5 separate regions of the Homo sapiens genome follow, and all the other regions are linked to region 5. Evidence: chromatin contacts called from ENCODE Hi-C or POLR2A ChIA-PET data. All regions are on one chromosome and are shown on one strand. The core of a region is the stretch at or near the end of the contact, and the rest is flanking DNA. Distances in the headings are between cores, read along the strand shown. Region 1 holds the start of GPATCH8 (G-patch domain containing 8). Region 2 holds the start of UBTF (upstream binding transcription factor). Region 3 holds the start of HROB (homologous recombination factor with OB-fold). Region 4 holds the start of GRN (granulin precursor). Region 5 holds the start of DCAKD (dephospho-CoA kinase domain containing).

The links. A loop is a pair of places that touch in the nucleus more often than their neighbours do. ChIA-PET counts read pairs that join two places held with the same protein, here RNA polymerase II (POLR2A). Pooled maps may share reads with other maps.
Region 1: a pooled map shows a loop between it and region 5 (8-fold over the local background). The contact joins the promoter of GPATCH8 here to the promoter of DCAKD in region 5. A Hi-C loop is called at or near these places in 1 of 168 maps with a recorded cell type or tissue (CD8-positive, alpha-beta T cell), 3 of 37 single-sample maps with no recorded cell type and 13 of 50 pooled maps. POLR2A ChIA-PET finds 5 or more read pairs at or near these places in 2 of 52 experiments (IMR-90 and activated T-cell).
Region 2: a loop to region 5 is called in a pooled map, with 5 times the contacts of the local background. The contact joins the promoter of UBTF here to the promoter of DCAKD in region 5. A Hi-C loop is called at or near these places in 2 of 37 single-sample maps with no recorded cell type and 10 of 50 pooled maps. POLR2A ChIA-PET finds 5 or more read pairs at or near these places in 1 of 52 experiments (IMR-90).
Region 3: a loop to region 5 is called in a pooled map, with 18 times the contacts of the local background. The contact joins the promoter of HROB here to the promoter of DCAKD in region 5. A Hi-C loop is called at or near these places in 7 of 50 pooled maps. POLR2A ChIA-PET finds 5 or more read pairs at or near these places in 2 of 52 experiments (GM10248 and activated naive CD8-positive, alpha-beta T cell).
Region 4: a pooled map shows a loop between it and region 5 (5-fold over the local background). The contact joins the promoter of GRN here to the promoter of DCAKD in region 5. A Hi-C loop is called at or near these places in 7 of 37 single-sample maps with no recorded cell type and 7 of 50 pooled maps. POLR2A ChIA-PET finds 5 or more read pairs at or near these places in 2 of 52 experiments (H1 and activated B cell).

What each region holds. Positions count from the first base shown.
Region 1 is chr17:44,502,052-44,504,751 of GRCh38, reverse strand. It overlaps GPATCH8 (G-patch domain containing 8), which reads left to right and starts at 1,346. Exons shown (of 8, transcript NM_001002909.4): 1 at 1,346-1,426. The coding sequence starts at 1,382. RefSeq lists a silencer at 1,063-1,412 and an enhancer at 1,513-1,612.
Region 2 is chr17:44,218,230-44,221,010 of GRCh38, reverse strand. UBTF (upstream binding transcription factor) reads left to right here and starts at 1,336. Exons shown (of 21, transcript NM_014233.4): 1 at 1,336-1,566; 2 at 2,715-2,781. The region is part of intron 1 of ATXN7L3-AS1 (ATXN7L3 antisense RNA 1); the gene reads right to left. RefSeq lists silencers at 1-119, 630-1,319, 1,446-1,610, 1,370-2,389, 2,440-2,609.
Region 3 is chr17:44,140,425-44,143,259 of GRCh38, reverse strand. It overlaps HROB (homologous recombination factor with OB-fold), which reads right to left and starts at 1,330. Exons shown (of 10, transcript NM_001171251.3): 1 at 1,115-1,330. The coding sequence starts at 1,117. RefSeq lists silencers at 505-799, 1,046-1,105 and an enhancer at 1,406-1,575.
Region 4 is chr17:44,343,936-44,346,770 of GRCh38, reverse strand. It overlaps GRN (granulin precursor), which reads right to left and starts at 1,469. Exons shown (of 13, transcript NM_002087.4): 1 at 1,437-1,469. RefSeq lists enhancers at 1,197-1,346, 2,498-2,835.
Region 5 is chr17:45,050,334-45,053,033 of GRCh38, reverse strand. It overlaps DCAKD (dephospho-CoA kinase domain containing), which reads left to right and starts at 1,402. Exons shown (of 5, transcript NM_001288655.2): 1 at 1,402-1,673. RefSeq lists a silencer at 1,262-1,761.

The DNA.
Region 1 (2,700 bases), core at 97-2,596, 550 kb after region 5:
CCTGGGCGACAGAGTGAGACTCCTTTTCAAAAAAAAAAAAAAACAAATGAGCTGGGCTTAGTGGTGGGCGCCTGTAATCCCAGCTACTAGGGTGGCTGAGGCAGGAGAATCTCTTGAACCTGGGAGGCGGAGGTTGCAGTGAGCCGAGATTGCGCCACTGTACTCCGGCGACAGTGCGAGACTCCGTCTCAAAAAAAAAAAAAAAAAAAGAATACAATGTTTGAATTCTGTGTGCCCTGCCTCCCCTTAGATGGAAGCGTAGGCTGAAGCATGGGTGGGGCAAAGGGTAACAGCTAGAAAATACACACCCTTCCTCAAAAAATTACATTCCATTTGACTCTTTCAGGGCAGGGTAAGACCCATTTTTCCATTGTGTGATTTCTGTCAACTACTCTTTTCAAAAGGAGAGAAGTCCTGCCACCCTTCTATGTGTTTTATGTATTTTGGCTAAGAGTCCTGGAGCACTGGGTGAGGTCCTCAGAAGGGATGGAAAAATCCGATTCTTGACTCTCATAGTCAGCGCTAGGCAGGAGCATCAGAGATTACTGAATCCAATTTCCCTATTGTATAAAAAGGAAACTGAAGCCCAGAGAGCTTTAGTCGATCTGGATCAACTTCGGTCCCTTGTGAAATACTTCTCTCAAAGGATGGCTCGAAGTCAAGCTCCTTGCAGTCTTTGGGCCTTTGGGTCTAACGTTCCCTATGCCCCAATGCTGTAGGCTCCTCGCTGTGCCTCGGTCAAAGGTCCTTTCAGAGACTGTCCCTCTCAGCACTGTGGCCAGTTTTACTTTTTTGTGGCACTTGTTGATATTTAAAAATATTTATTTTACGAGTTATGTGAGTTCTTCCACTGGAATGAAATCCCCATAAGAGGAGATCATTCCTGTCTCGTTCACCGTTGAATCCTCAGGGTGAGCTGAGATTCGAAGCTAAGCAGTCTGGCTCTAAGGTCGCGCTTTCGGCCCAACATTATGCTGCTATTTAGTGAAGACGATGGACTTCTGCGCACACGGGGAAGCAACAGTGAGAAAAGACACCCGGAAGTGAGCAACAGCAAAACATCCAGATTTGTCCGCACGGTGCCCCCTCTGACCTTTCCCTCCGGAAGCTCTCGCGGCTCTCGGGCGGGAGTGCGCACGCGCGGCCACCGGGGTCGCTCCGGGTCGCGCGCGGAGCAGGGGCTAGAGGGAAGGGTCAGCCTCCAGGGCTGGCAGGCGCCTGCGCCGCGGGGCTCCCGTCAGGACGCGCATTCTCGCTCCCTCCCTCGGCTGCGCGCGCCCGGTGGGCGTGGGAGGAGGCGGGGAACCGGGGAGGGGTGGGTGTCGCAGGAGGGAAGGAGCGAACCGGAGAGCGTCGTCCTGAGAGGAGTGAAGGCGGCAAAATGGCGGACCGCTTCTCCCGCTTCAACGAAGACCGAGACTTTCAGGTAAACACGGGCGTCGCCGAGGATGCGGGGAAGGCGCTGGTCTAGCCCAGAACCTCCTTCATCTCCGGCTCCCAGCCCTCTTTCCTTCCAGTTTTGCTCCGACTTGCGAACCAGCTCGCTCTTCTCCCGTCTCTGCTTTCTCAAGAGGCCTCCCGGCTTGAGGGAGGCCGCATCTCCTCGCACCCGCATTCTCTTACCCCTGAAACTCAGGCCGCGGGGCTTGCGGCTTCCGCCTGTTTGGCATCGGATTTCGGAACCGGGCCTGAGCGCCGTGTGAGGGGCTGTGCCCTCCAGGTCTGCCCGATCTGTGCCGGCGAAGGGCTGGCTCCCAGGGGACAAGAGGGGTGGTTGGGTTGGGCTGAGAGGGCTTGGGGGAGAGTATTGCTGAGGCCAAGGCTTCCGAACCCCGGGATTTTGCTCTCACGGATCCTTTTGGGGTCCTTCTCTTTTCTTTCTTCACTGTGATAAATCAATTCCTTTCATTGTCTGCTTTTCCTCTTCCTTACCTGGGAAAAGGTTGCCTTCGCTATCAGACGCCTTATTGGTTAGTCATACATTGAGATTTCGCGGGGCATAAGTGTTGCTGTTATTAGGCTGTTAATTGGGCTTGGAAAGCAGTAAGTTACTGGACTATGATCCGATGTGAGCCTAACCTCAAATCCTATCTCGAAAGATTTGTGAGAAGCGTGATGATAATAGGCCGTCCACGCATGGGGTCACTAGTGCCAAAAGCTTGATTTTTCTTTCTTCAATTGCAAATGTTAGTATGGAAAAATGCCCTTACGATGGCAAGCTCTATTGAGTAAAAAATAAAGGCCAAATTAGAATAACTTGTTTTTTCGCTGTTGAAAATACCTTTCTGTTGAAATTGTTACCGCGGAAATCTCGAAGACTAAAAGGGATTTAGTAGAGATTGGCTATTTCTAGGTAAAATACATCCGTAGAGTCTCAAAAAAAAAAAAAAAACACTGCATTACTACCGCATATCCTGGCAACTGCAATTTGGGTCGGGATGAATCTCAGAACTCAAGTTTTTATCCCGCTGCAGATCCTACTCAAAGCAGTACGAAAGCACTCTAGATGTGTTTCAGAAGGCAGTTTAAAGAGTTTGAATTCCCTGAGATGATAGGATTGGTAAATAAATAGGTAAAGCAGTTTAACAATTTTAACTCAGCACTGTTAACAGTCTAGTACATAGAACGCTTATGAGAAGTTTTGCAGCAGTAAGGGATCTGGGGGCTGTTAAAAAGCCTTGTGATCATGCGCCTGCTGTA
Region 2 (2,781 bases), core at 87-2,586, 830 kb after region 5:
TGGCCCGGGAGGCGGCGGCGCCGAGGCGGCTCTGACGGGCAAGCGCTCGGAGCGGCGCTGCGCTGCGCCGAGGCGGGCGGGCGGGCGGGCGGAGCGGGGCGGGCGGAGCGCGGCGCGTGGGGCTCGCCATTAGCCGTCGCTCCGCTTCGCCATCTCGGGCTTTGTCTGGCGACTCGCTGCCCCGGCGTCGGCTGCAGCGGAGCTGCGGCTCGACTGTTCGGCCCGCCGTGCTCCCAGGTGCCCCCGGCCTGCGCTCCCATCCACACGCTCGGTAAGTGAGCCCGGGAGCCGCGGATTTCGGGGGAGAGGGGTTGCTACGAGTGGCGGCGGCGCCGATCTTCATGCGCCCGGGCAGGCCTGGAGAACCATGCCGGGCTGGATTGAACCGGCTCCCACAGCGGCCCCTCCGCCGGAGCCCGTCGTTCCCTTGCCGTTTCCGGGGTGTAAAGAGCAACGGGGATTTTTTTTTTTTAATGCAGAGGTTTTAGTTTTCGGGTTTTTTTTTAAGTTTCGTATGTGCCGTTCGGCAAGGAGAGGACCGCGAGGTAGGCACCGAAGCTGGACGCCGCGATCGGCGTGCGTGCGCCCCAAACCAGCGGCCACGCTCCGGGGGATGAGGGTGGGCGCGGACCGCTCGCTCCGGGAGGCGGGAGAGAGCTGGCCTGGAAGCCCTAGTCTGAGCTGGGAGAACTTGGGGGAGAGCTCCGGAGCAGGGCTGTGGGCGCCCCCCGAGCCTCCCCGGACGCCGGGGGCACCTCCGGGCACCCTCTCCGCGGCCGCACCTCGGCCCTCCCTCGCCGGCGAAGCCTGCTAGTTCCCCCGCGGGTCTGGCGAGGTCGCTCTCGGCGCCCGCCCGCCCGCCTAGGCTCCGAGCCCCGCCGCCATCCGGGCGGCTGCGTGTCTCCCTGCCCCGGCCCCCCCCCCCTTCCCCGGCGGCGGCAGCAGCAGCAGCAGCAGCCGCCGCCGCCGCCAGCACCACCACCACCACCCCCCTCCCCTCCTTCCTTCCCTCCGCCTCGGCCGCCCGGGTCCCCCCAGCTCCCGCCCCTCCTCCCAGCTGCCCCCCGCGGAGCCCGCCCGGGCAGGCTGTGGGAGGGAGCGGAGCCGGCGAGGCGGGCGGGCTGGCGCTCGCTCCCCGGGGGTCGGTGTGCGCTCTACGGGGAAGGACGCGCTCGCTGCCCCGCTTCTCCCGCCCCCCCTCCCGCTCCTCCTCCTCCCTTCTCCCTCCTCCTCCCCGCTCCGGCGGCTGAGGCTGCGGCGGCGGCGGGGGGTGTGCGAGCTGAGGCCGGGGCCGGCGGCGGGCGGGCTGCCTGCAGGCGGAGGGCGCTGTGCTTTGTGCTTTTCGCCGCGAGGAGCAGCAGGCAGCAGCCACAGCCGCCGCCGCCGCCGCCGCCGCCACAGCAGCAGCAGCCGCCGCCCCAGCGCCGCCGCCTCGCCCGGAGGAGGAGCCGCTGCCGCCGCGGGAGGGAGCTGCGGCTGTGCCCGGCCGAGCGGGGGAGGGCGCCGCCACTCAGAGCCAGGGAGGGAGCCGCTGGAGCGGGAAGCCCGGAGGCCGCGCTGCGCCGGGTAACCGAGGCGGCTGAGGACGCGCGCTGGGGTCGGGGCCGGACGGCGGGAGCGAACCGCGGGGTGCGGTGGGCGCCCAGCGGGGACCCGAAGCGACCACCGAGCAGGCGACCGGGCGCGAGCAGACCAGGGCACTTGGGAGGACGCCGAGAGCCGGGGGAGGGGAAGGCAGGAAGCGAGGCCTGAGCCGAGCCCCGGCCGCTGGCGGAGGAGCCCGCGCTTCTCGGAGCCGGCAGGCGCAGTTCTCCCCGGCCGCCGGAGGGGGCGGCGGGGCCGGTGAGCGCTGCGCCCCCGCCTCCCGGCCGCCGTCCTCCCGCCCTCTCCTTGGCTCGGCTCCCCGGAGGCCGGGGCGGGGGCGCCGGCGGGGCTGGGCCGCAGGCTCGGGGGAGGAGGCGGCGGTTCCCGCCGCGGTCGCGCCTCTGTGCCGGGCTCCTCCGTGCGCGTCGGGGTGGCTGGGCGGTGGCGGCGCCTCTGGCCGGGGTGGGTGGCTCGGGGGCGGGGGGCAGGCTAGGCCGCTTCTCTCCGGCTGCTTGCCCGCCTGTGCGGGCGGGGACGGCGAAGGGAGCCCGGGAGGGGGGAGCGGCGGGAATCCGGATCCGGTCCCCGGGGGCGGTGCGGCCGCTCCGCTCCGGGGCTGGCGGCGGCTGCGCTGCGTCCGGGTCCCCGCCGGGTTGCGGAGGCGGGGGGAACCGGCCGGGGGGAGGCGGGAGGAGGAGACTGGGGCGCGTGCCCGCTTCCGTGGCCGCGCGCGCCCTTTACCCGCCCTTCCTCTTCCCCCGCCCTCCAGCCTGGGGCCTCCCCGGGGCGGGCGCTCCGAGGAGGAGGAGATTTTTTCTTTTTTTTTTTTTTTGGCTGGGGTTGGGAAGCGGGGCGGAGGGCGGGCGCTCGCTGCACGCGGGAGCTAGGAGCAGGCCCTCGCGTGGCCAGGGGAGGGCGCGCGCCGCGGAGCCGGGCTGCAGGGGCTGGGGGAGGGGGTCACGAGGAAGAGGAGGGGCGCACTCCCATTCCCATAGACCCCTTAAGTCTAATAAGGTCATGGCTGAGTCTCTCAGAGTGTGGACCTGCCCCCTTCTACTCTGGGCGGTTAGAAAGTCGTTAGTCGTTCACCTCTCAGCCTTCCTGAGTGGGAACTGGTATGTCTTCCAAAGGGTGAGGTGGCTTTGACCCCGGGTTGCCCGGCCAGCACGACCGAGGAGGTGGCTGGACAGCTGGAGG
Region 3 (2,835 bases), core at 81-2,580, 910 kb after region 5:
GGGATTATAGGTGTCAGCCACAGGCTGGGCATGGTGGCTCACTCCTGTAATCCCAGCACTTTGTGACGCCAAGGCGGGTGGACCACCTGAGGCCAGGAGTTCAAGAACAGCCTGGCCAACAAAGTGAAACCTCGTCTCTACTAAAAATAGAAATAAGTTAGCTGGGGTGGTGGTGCCCGCCTGTAATCCCAGCTTGTTGGGAGTCTAAGGCAGGAGAATTGCTTGAACCTGGGAAGTGGAGGTTGCAGTGAGCGGAGATCGCACCACTGCACTTCAGCCTGGGCCACAGAGTGAGACTCTGTCTCAAAAAAACAAACAAACAAAAACAGGTGTCAGCCACGGCCCCTGGCTTGGGCCTAAGGATTTTGCAATATCCCAAAGGTTTCGCCTGACCAATCTTATGTCAAACATAAGAGAAACTACCATAAATCCAAACATGTCTGCACAGTGGCATTGTTTCTGCAAATGAAGCCAGTAGTTTCCCTACCTAATCCAAGGCCCAAAAACTAGGGTCCCAGGAGAGTAGGATGCCCCAGTCCACGGTTCCTTCTTTCTAGCCAGCAGGGCTGCTGTAGCCAGTTCCTGATGAGTGTCAAACCCAGATCAGAGGTGGTGCCTAACCCCAGATGCCAGAGCCGCAGGAGCTACAGCTGGCGATACAGTTCCCAAGACTCTAAGGGTCAGAGTGAAAGGGGTGGGCGGGAGACGACGGTTGCAGTGAGCAGAGATCACGCCACTGCACTCCAGCCTGGGCGACAGAACGAGACTTCGTCCAAAAAAAAAAAAAAAAAAAGTAGAAAGTGTGGGGCGGGGAGGGGAAAGGGATGGACCCAAGCGGTAGTGACGTCTGAGCGCACTGGAAAGGGGGGTTTCCCAGGAGGGTAGGAAGGCAACAGGAGGGAAACTGAGGCCCGGGGGAGGAGAATGCTTTCTCAGGGTCTCCGGCGCGTCCATGACAAGCCCTGACGACAGCCCAGGTCTCCCGACTCCGCCGAACCCCCACCCAGACCCCGGTCCTGCAACTTGCGCGGGCGAGGGGCTGGAACCCCATGAGCAGTTCCGGAGGCCAGGGGGCCCTGCGGCCCGCCAGCCCCCAAGCTGGGCGCGGCATTACCATAGCGACGGCGGGTGGGCCTCGGCGGGGAGGTTGGCCCGGCACCCCGAGTCCGGGGAGTCGCCGGGGCCTTGGACACGACCCAGGTGGAAGTCTCGGACTCCGAGGGACAGTGCTTCCGGGCTGGGGTCAGAGGGATGAGTCTCTGCGATATAGGGAAAGTCGCCAGGAGACTGGCGGCAGGCGCCTTAGGCCGCATTCGAAGACGCCGCCACTGGGGCGTCTCCGCCTTCTTAAAGGGGCAGGCATATTTCTTTCCCGCCGACACAAAGGGCCTTCTCACTGTAGTCTTCCGCTCTGGTCTTAAAGGGGAAACGGATGGGCTCTCGGTCGCCCCCAAGCGGCTCCTCTTCCCAGTCGGCTGGTTCAGCACTGGTTCAGGTGAGATCAAGCATCTTGGCCCCACGATGCCTAATCCTGCCCCCGCCCCTTTCTTTTCCGTTCTTTTTTTTTTTTCTTTTTTAAACCGAATCTCGCTCTGTCGCCCAGGCTGGAGTGCAGTGGCGCGATCTCGGCTCACTGCAACCTCCGCCTCCCGGGTTCAAGCGATTCTCCTGCCTCAGCCTTCGAAGTAGCTGGGATTACAGGCGTAAGCCATGGCGCCCGGCCTCCCTGCTTGACTTAATACTGCTTCAGAGCAAGACTGTGGCTTTTCACCTTTGTGAACCAGCATGTGGCACATTGAAGACACTCAGAAAATGAGTTTGTTTTTGTTTTGAGACTTACTTTACTCCCTTACCCAGCCCGGAGTGCAGCGGCACAGTCATGGCTCACTGCATCCTCCACCTCTTGGGCCCAAGCAGTCCTCCCACCTCAGCCTCCTGAGTAGCTGGGATCACAGGCACACACCACCAAACCCAGTTAACTTTTTTTTTTTTTGACACGGAGTCTCACATTGTTGCCCAGGCTGGAGTGCAGTGGCACGATCTTGGCTCACTGCAACCTCTGCCTCTCAGGTTCAAGCGATTCTCCTGCTTCAGCCTACCAAGTAGCTGGGATTACAAGTGCCCGCCACCACGCCCGGCTAATTTTTTTTTTTTTTTTTTTTTTTTGAGACAGTCTCGCTCTGCAGGACAGGCTGCAGTGCAGTGGCATGATCTCGGCTCACTGCAACCTCTTCCTCCTAGGCTCAAGCAATTCTCCTGCCTCAGCCTCCCGAGTAGCTGGGATAACAGGCATGTGCCATCATGCCTGGCTAATTTTTGTATTTTTAGTAGAGACAGGGTTTCACCATGTTGGCCAGGCTGGTCTCGAACTCCTGACCTCAGGTAATCTGCCCGCCTCTGCCTCCCAAAGTGCTGGGATTACAGACGTGAGCCACTGCGCCCAGCCACGCCCAGCTAATTTTTTGTATTTTTAGTAGAGACAGGGTTTCACCATGTTGGCCAGGATGGTCTCGAACTCCTGACCTCAGGTAATCTGCCCGCCTCTGCCTCCCAAAGTGCTGGGATTACAGACGTGAACCACTGCGCCCAGCCACGCCCAGCTAACTTTTTGTATTTTTAGTAGAGACAGGGTTTCACTATGTTGCCCAGGCTGGTCTTGAACACCTGACCTCGTGATCCACCCGCATTGGCCTCCCGAAGTGCTGGGATTATAAACGTGAGCCACTGTGCCTGGCCTAAGCCCAGCTAATTTTTTTATGTTTATTTGTTGTAGAGATGAAGGCTCCCTATGTTGCCCAGGCTGAACAAGTGTTTGTTGAATGACTTGATGCCATT
Region 4 (2,835 bases), core at 220-2,719, 710 kb after region 5:
TATATGCAAATATTACACCATTTTATCTCAGGGGCTTGAGCACCCACAGATTTTGGGGTCCTGGAACCAGTTCCGTGAAGATACCAAGGGACACCTATAACACGTCACACATCAGGTCATGGTGACGTCAGGCTTTGATGGCCCCAGAGCGTATTGGACCTGGGTTCATATCACTAGTGGCACGATGGGCAGTGCCTGGGAATGGTGCAACAGGTACAACAGAAACAGGGTACAGGGACTGCCTGAAAATCGCACTTGGGTCCTAATCCTAGAATTGCCAACTGTGAGGGCCTGAGAAGTTGCTCTCTGTCTGTGCCTCAGTTACCCCACGAGTCTAGGTGTGGATACCACTGCGGGGGGAGGGGCAGGAAATCTCACCCACCCAGTCACTCACATCCTCTCTGCTCCACCTGGCTTTCCTCAAGTGCCCCTCCCCTAACTCAGCATCCCCAAGAGGCCACCTCCTGGACAGATAAGGATGAAGTTCACTGGTCCTGGACAGTGGACCCTCTCCTCAGCCCCACAGCTCCCAGGCAAAGCACCTGCAGCTGGCACCGCCTGCTTCCTGGGTGTTCTCAGCAGGCTGTCCGCTGCCATGGCTTGCTGGGAAGGGGAGTCTGTCTGCACAGGAGTGTTCGGCTCCCTGGTGAATTACCTGTGCATGTGGCCCCTCCTGTTTACCCTAAATTGAGGGAGTATAGTGTATGCTTCTACTGAATACAAGCACTCGCATACAGAAACAGGGATGAGGAGGCGAGTCGCAGTCTCTCATGCCACCCTACACCGCCAAAACAGCCAGAGGGGACAGCAGCCTCTTCAAGACCCTAGCTCCGTTATCTTCCACTAGGTGGCACCCCCCAACTCCGAGTGCCAAGGGGAGAGGAAATTCCCAAAAGGGGAGCCAACCTAGCTGCAAATGAGCAGGAAAAAGTGGCTGGGAGAGGCGGAAGCTAGCTCGTCCCACCCGCAACAAGAGGAAGTAAGGAGGAGCCAGACCAGGTTCAGTCACCACTCCCAAGTCCCTACTACCTTCGAGAAGCCAAGGTCTCAGGTCTCGTTCCCAGGCCCTCGGAGCTCCCAGCCCAGGGTCGCGCGCCCCTCCGGCTCCAGGCCGCCGCGGGAACCACCCACCACCACCAGGAGAGGGGAAGAAGCCAGCACCTACCGACAGGGGTGGAGCTGGGTCAAGAATGGTGTGGTCCCTGCTTTGGGGGAATGCTGGGGAGGTAGAAAGCCCCTTCTAACGGGGCGTCACTGCAATTACTGCTTCCTCTTTCCCATAAAACTCCCCCTAGTGTATCAGAACCCCCAAGGAGTTTCAGTAAGCGGTTCTTCTGTTGTCTCCGGCTGAGACTCCAGGGGAACCTCAAGCTCACATGGCCCTGGCGGGCCCCTGGGCAGGAGCAGGCGAGAGGTCTGCGCGGCCGCTCTCCTACCTGCGTCCGACTCCGCGGTCCTTGGGCAGCAGCAACCGGGTAGCGCTCAGACTACAGACCCCAGCGCGATGACCCGCCTACCTCAGTTTCCATTGGCCAGGGATCAGGGCTACCCGCTCCCATTGGCTACTTATCAATATAGAGGTGGGGCCAGCCTGGAATGCTGTGTTTCTTTTCTACTCAAATCACTCTCCTCCCTGCTTCCTCTCGCCCCACACCCCATTTCTAGGGATCATGTGATTGGAGAATCATGTGACGTCGGGACAGCCTCAGCAGGGCAGCTGGTGCTCGTCGCCTTCCTTAACCCATCCTGCAGGCGCCTGGGGGAGTTTGCTAGAGATGATAGCGCGTGTCTGGGGCATTGACAGTGCGAGGGAGTGTTATGAATTGGGAATATTTGTGCTCGCCTTTCTATCCTTTTGTTTGTTTGTTCTGAGACGGAGTCTCACTCTGTCGCCAGGCTGGAGTGCAGTGGCACGATCTCGGCTCACTGCAACCTCTGCCTCCCGGGTTCAAGCGATTCTCCTGCCTCAGCCTCCCGAGTAGCTGGGACTACAGGCGCGCACCACCACGCCCAGCTAATTTTTGTATTTTTAGTAGAGACGGGGTTTCACCATGTTGGCCAGGATGGTCTCGATTTCTTGACCTCGTGATCCGCCCACCTCGGCCTCCCAAAGTGCTAAGATTACAGGCATGAGCCACCGCGCCCGGACTTGTGTGTTTGTTTTAGAGACAGGGTCTCGCTCAGTCGCCCAAGCTGATCATAGCTCACTGCGGCCTGCAACTCCTGCTCCCAAAGCGATTCTCCTACCGCAGCCCCCCAAGGCGCTGGGATTACAAATGTGAGCTACTGAGCTGGCTCGCTCCTATCCTATCCTGCCCTGTCTTGTCCTGTCCTGTCCTGCCCTATTCTGCCCTATTCTCCAAACTCGGTTGACATGCTAGGCAGGCCCCAGAGTGAGTTGAAGGATGGTTTCCAGGACAAAGATAAACAGCCCCAAAGCCCTTTCCTCAAGGTGCTCAGCAGGACAGGGAGCAGGGATTGGTGGGAGACAGTCTCAGGCTGAATCTAATTTAAGATACAAGGTTGTGCGCCAGTTGCCAGGTGTAGGGAGAGGAAGTAGATTGTCTCCAGGTGGGGAAGAAGAGATTTCATTCCACCTTAGGAGCATCTCCTTGAGCTGAGTCTGGGAAGATTTTAACTGGCAGGTGGAGGAGGAGGTGTTGGGAAGAGCCCTGGGAAACCAGATGGGAAGGGCAGGCTTGGCAGGGATTGAATGCCATGTTCAATGCCAGTGGGCTTCAGGAGCTGCTGGGTGCCTGGCACGGGCTGGGCTGTGGTGGGGGCTGTCGAAAGAGAAGTGGCTTCCTAGTCTCCAGATCGGCCCTGCCTTCGAGG
Region 5 (2,700 bases), core at 153-2,652:
TCACCACCACGCCCGGCTAATTTTGTATTTTTAGTAGAGACGGGATTTTGCCATGTTGGCCAGGCTGGTCTCAAACTCCTGACCTCAGGTGATCCACCCGCCTTGGCCTCCCAAAGTGCTGGGATTACAGGCGTGAGCCACAGCGCCCGGCCTAGATGCTTTATTTTTTTTGAGGCAAGGTCTCGTTTTGTTGCCCAGGCTGGAGTGCAGTGGTACCATCATGGCTCTCTGCAGCCTTGACCTCCTGGGCTCAAGCCATCCTCCTGCCTCAGCCTCCCGAGTAAATGAGACCACACTGTCACCATGCCTGGCTAGTTTGTTTTTTGTTTTTTTTTTTTGTAGAGATCGGGGGTTAGTCTCACTCTTGTTTAGGCTGGTCTCGAACTCCTGGGCTCAAGTGATCCTCCCAAAGTGCTGAGATTACAGGTGTGAGCCACCGTGCCCGGCTTTTATGTATTCTTTCAACAACGCTGCACGGCTGCGATTATCCCCACTTTGAGAGGAGACAGGATGAGAGGCTGAGTGGCTTGCTAGGCTTGTATGGACAGGATGCGGGCTCTGCAATCACATGACTTTGTATGAGAGGGCAAATGGATTAACCGCTAAACATAGTTTCCTGTTGTGTAAAATGGGGATGATGATAGTATCCACCCTGCGGACTGTGCGGGCTGAGATAATCCCACAAAGTGCTCTTAGGACCTGGCAGGTGGAAAGTGCTCATGATCACCTCTGCCAAGGCTGCACAAGTAGCGAGTGGCCGAGCTTTATATCCGAAGTTAGGACCCTGCAGTTTTGCCCCTCTCCTCTCTCTCCCTCTCCTTCCCGGCTCCGGGGAAAGGAAAATTTATGGCTCCGGGTCGGGGGTTGCGGGGGACCTCTGTGCCGTGCTCCGGGGCCGAGCTCTCCCCGCCGGCCTCTCCCGCGTCCGTCCGGCCGCCCTCCCGCCCAACCTCTCCCGCCCAACCTCTCCCGCGTCCGCCCGCCCGCCCAACCTCTCCCGCGTCCGCCCGCCCGCCCAACCTCTCCCGCGTCCGCCCGCCCGCCCAACCTCTCCCGCGTCCGCCCGCCCGCCCAACCTCTCCCGCGTCCGCCCGCCCGCCCAACCTCTCCCGCGTCCGCCCGCCCGCCCAACCTCTCCCGCGTCCGCCCGCCCGCCCAACCTCTCCCGGCCCCGCCCGCCCGCCCGCCCAACCTCTCCCGGCCCCGCCCGCCCGCCCGCCCAACCTCTCCCGGCCCCGCCCGCCCGCCCGCCCAACCTCTCCCGGCCCCGCCCGCCCGCCCGCCCAACCTCTCCCGGCCCCGCCCGCCCACCCAACCTCTCCCGGCCCCGCCCGTCCAACCTCTCCCGGCCCCGCCTGCTGGCCGGACGTCCGGTCTGCAGGCGCGCGCTCCCGAGGTCCCGCCTCGCCCGCTGAGCCGGCCTGTAAGCGCTGCGGAGATTGGGCTAGAGGCGGAGGCCTGGGCCACGGCGGAGGCGCTGGGTACGTAGCGCGCCACGCGGGCCGGTGAGAGCCAGCCGGGCGCCGGGGAGGGGGCGGGCCCTGGCCGCGGCTGCTACGCGGGGCTGCCACCGCCCCGGGCGACCCAATTTCGCGGCCTAGTGGGGCGTACGGGCCTCTTTTGAAAGCCTGAGTTACGATGTATTGAGCGCGTCGTATGCGGCCAGCACTAAGGCAAGTGCTTTTATATCCACGGCCCATTGTCTTGACAGCAACCCTACCAAGCAACGTGTTATTTCCTCTGTTTTACGGCTGAGGACGCGCAGGAAGGTTTACAGCTAGAAAGGGCTGGAGATTGTGGATTCAAACTCAGGATCAGACCAAAGCCACTGCCCTTTAGAACTTTGCGGGCCGATTGATTCTTGAATCTAGCTTCTGCCACTTCAGTTGTGTGACCTTGGGGTATCTTTCCGATCCCAAGTTTGCTCATCTGAAAAATGGGAATAAAGCTACAGTATCTGTCCCATAGGGTGGGTATAAAGTGCTTTACTGTTGAGCTGAGTGATCATCTCCGATTTTCAGACCCCTCTCCTCCGCTTCCCTCTCCCCTGGGAGGCCAGTTAAGGTTTTAGTGAAGGCCCCCGGGACTGGGGCGGCGTGGATCTCACGCCCACCAACTAGTGAGGGAGGCCATCCGGCCACCCGTCTCTTCCTTCCCCAGCTCCGCAAAGGAGGCGTTGGCATTTCAGGTGTTTGCTTACAGAGTTTTCAAAGATTTTTCACTCTCCCTTAGTTGTGGGAAAATGATTCAACCTACCCAAGTGAACTTTGACATTAAGTCTCAATTCTAACGGTGAGGAAATGGAAGCCTTTGAATATGTTTTATGTCTTAAACGTGTTTGTTTTTGCAGGAGGGAGAGTGCTCATTTTACCTGAATAAATCAAGATTGAGTTGGTGTGGCACAGTGCTGGCATAGGCCTGGGGAAAGGGGTGAAATGCTAGAGATCTGGTAGATGGATAGAAAGTGGACAGACGGGTTCGGGTGGTTTTTGTCTCAGCAGGGCCCTAAATTCCCACCAAATCCTCCTCTGTCTGTCTTCACCAAGGTCTGAATCTGTCCCCTTGGTAAATAACGTTTAAATGGTCTCCGAGCCCCTCTTGGTGCCTGTACCTTAAGGAGAGAAGAAGAGGGCTGATAGCTGAAGGCAGGCAAGCCACGAACTTAGCTTTGTTTTGAAAATTACCCTCTGGGCCGGGCAC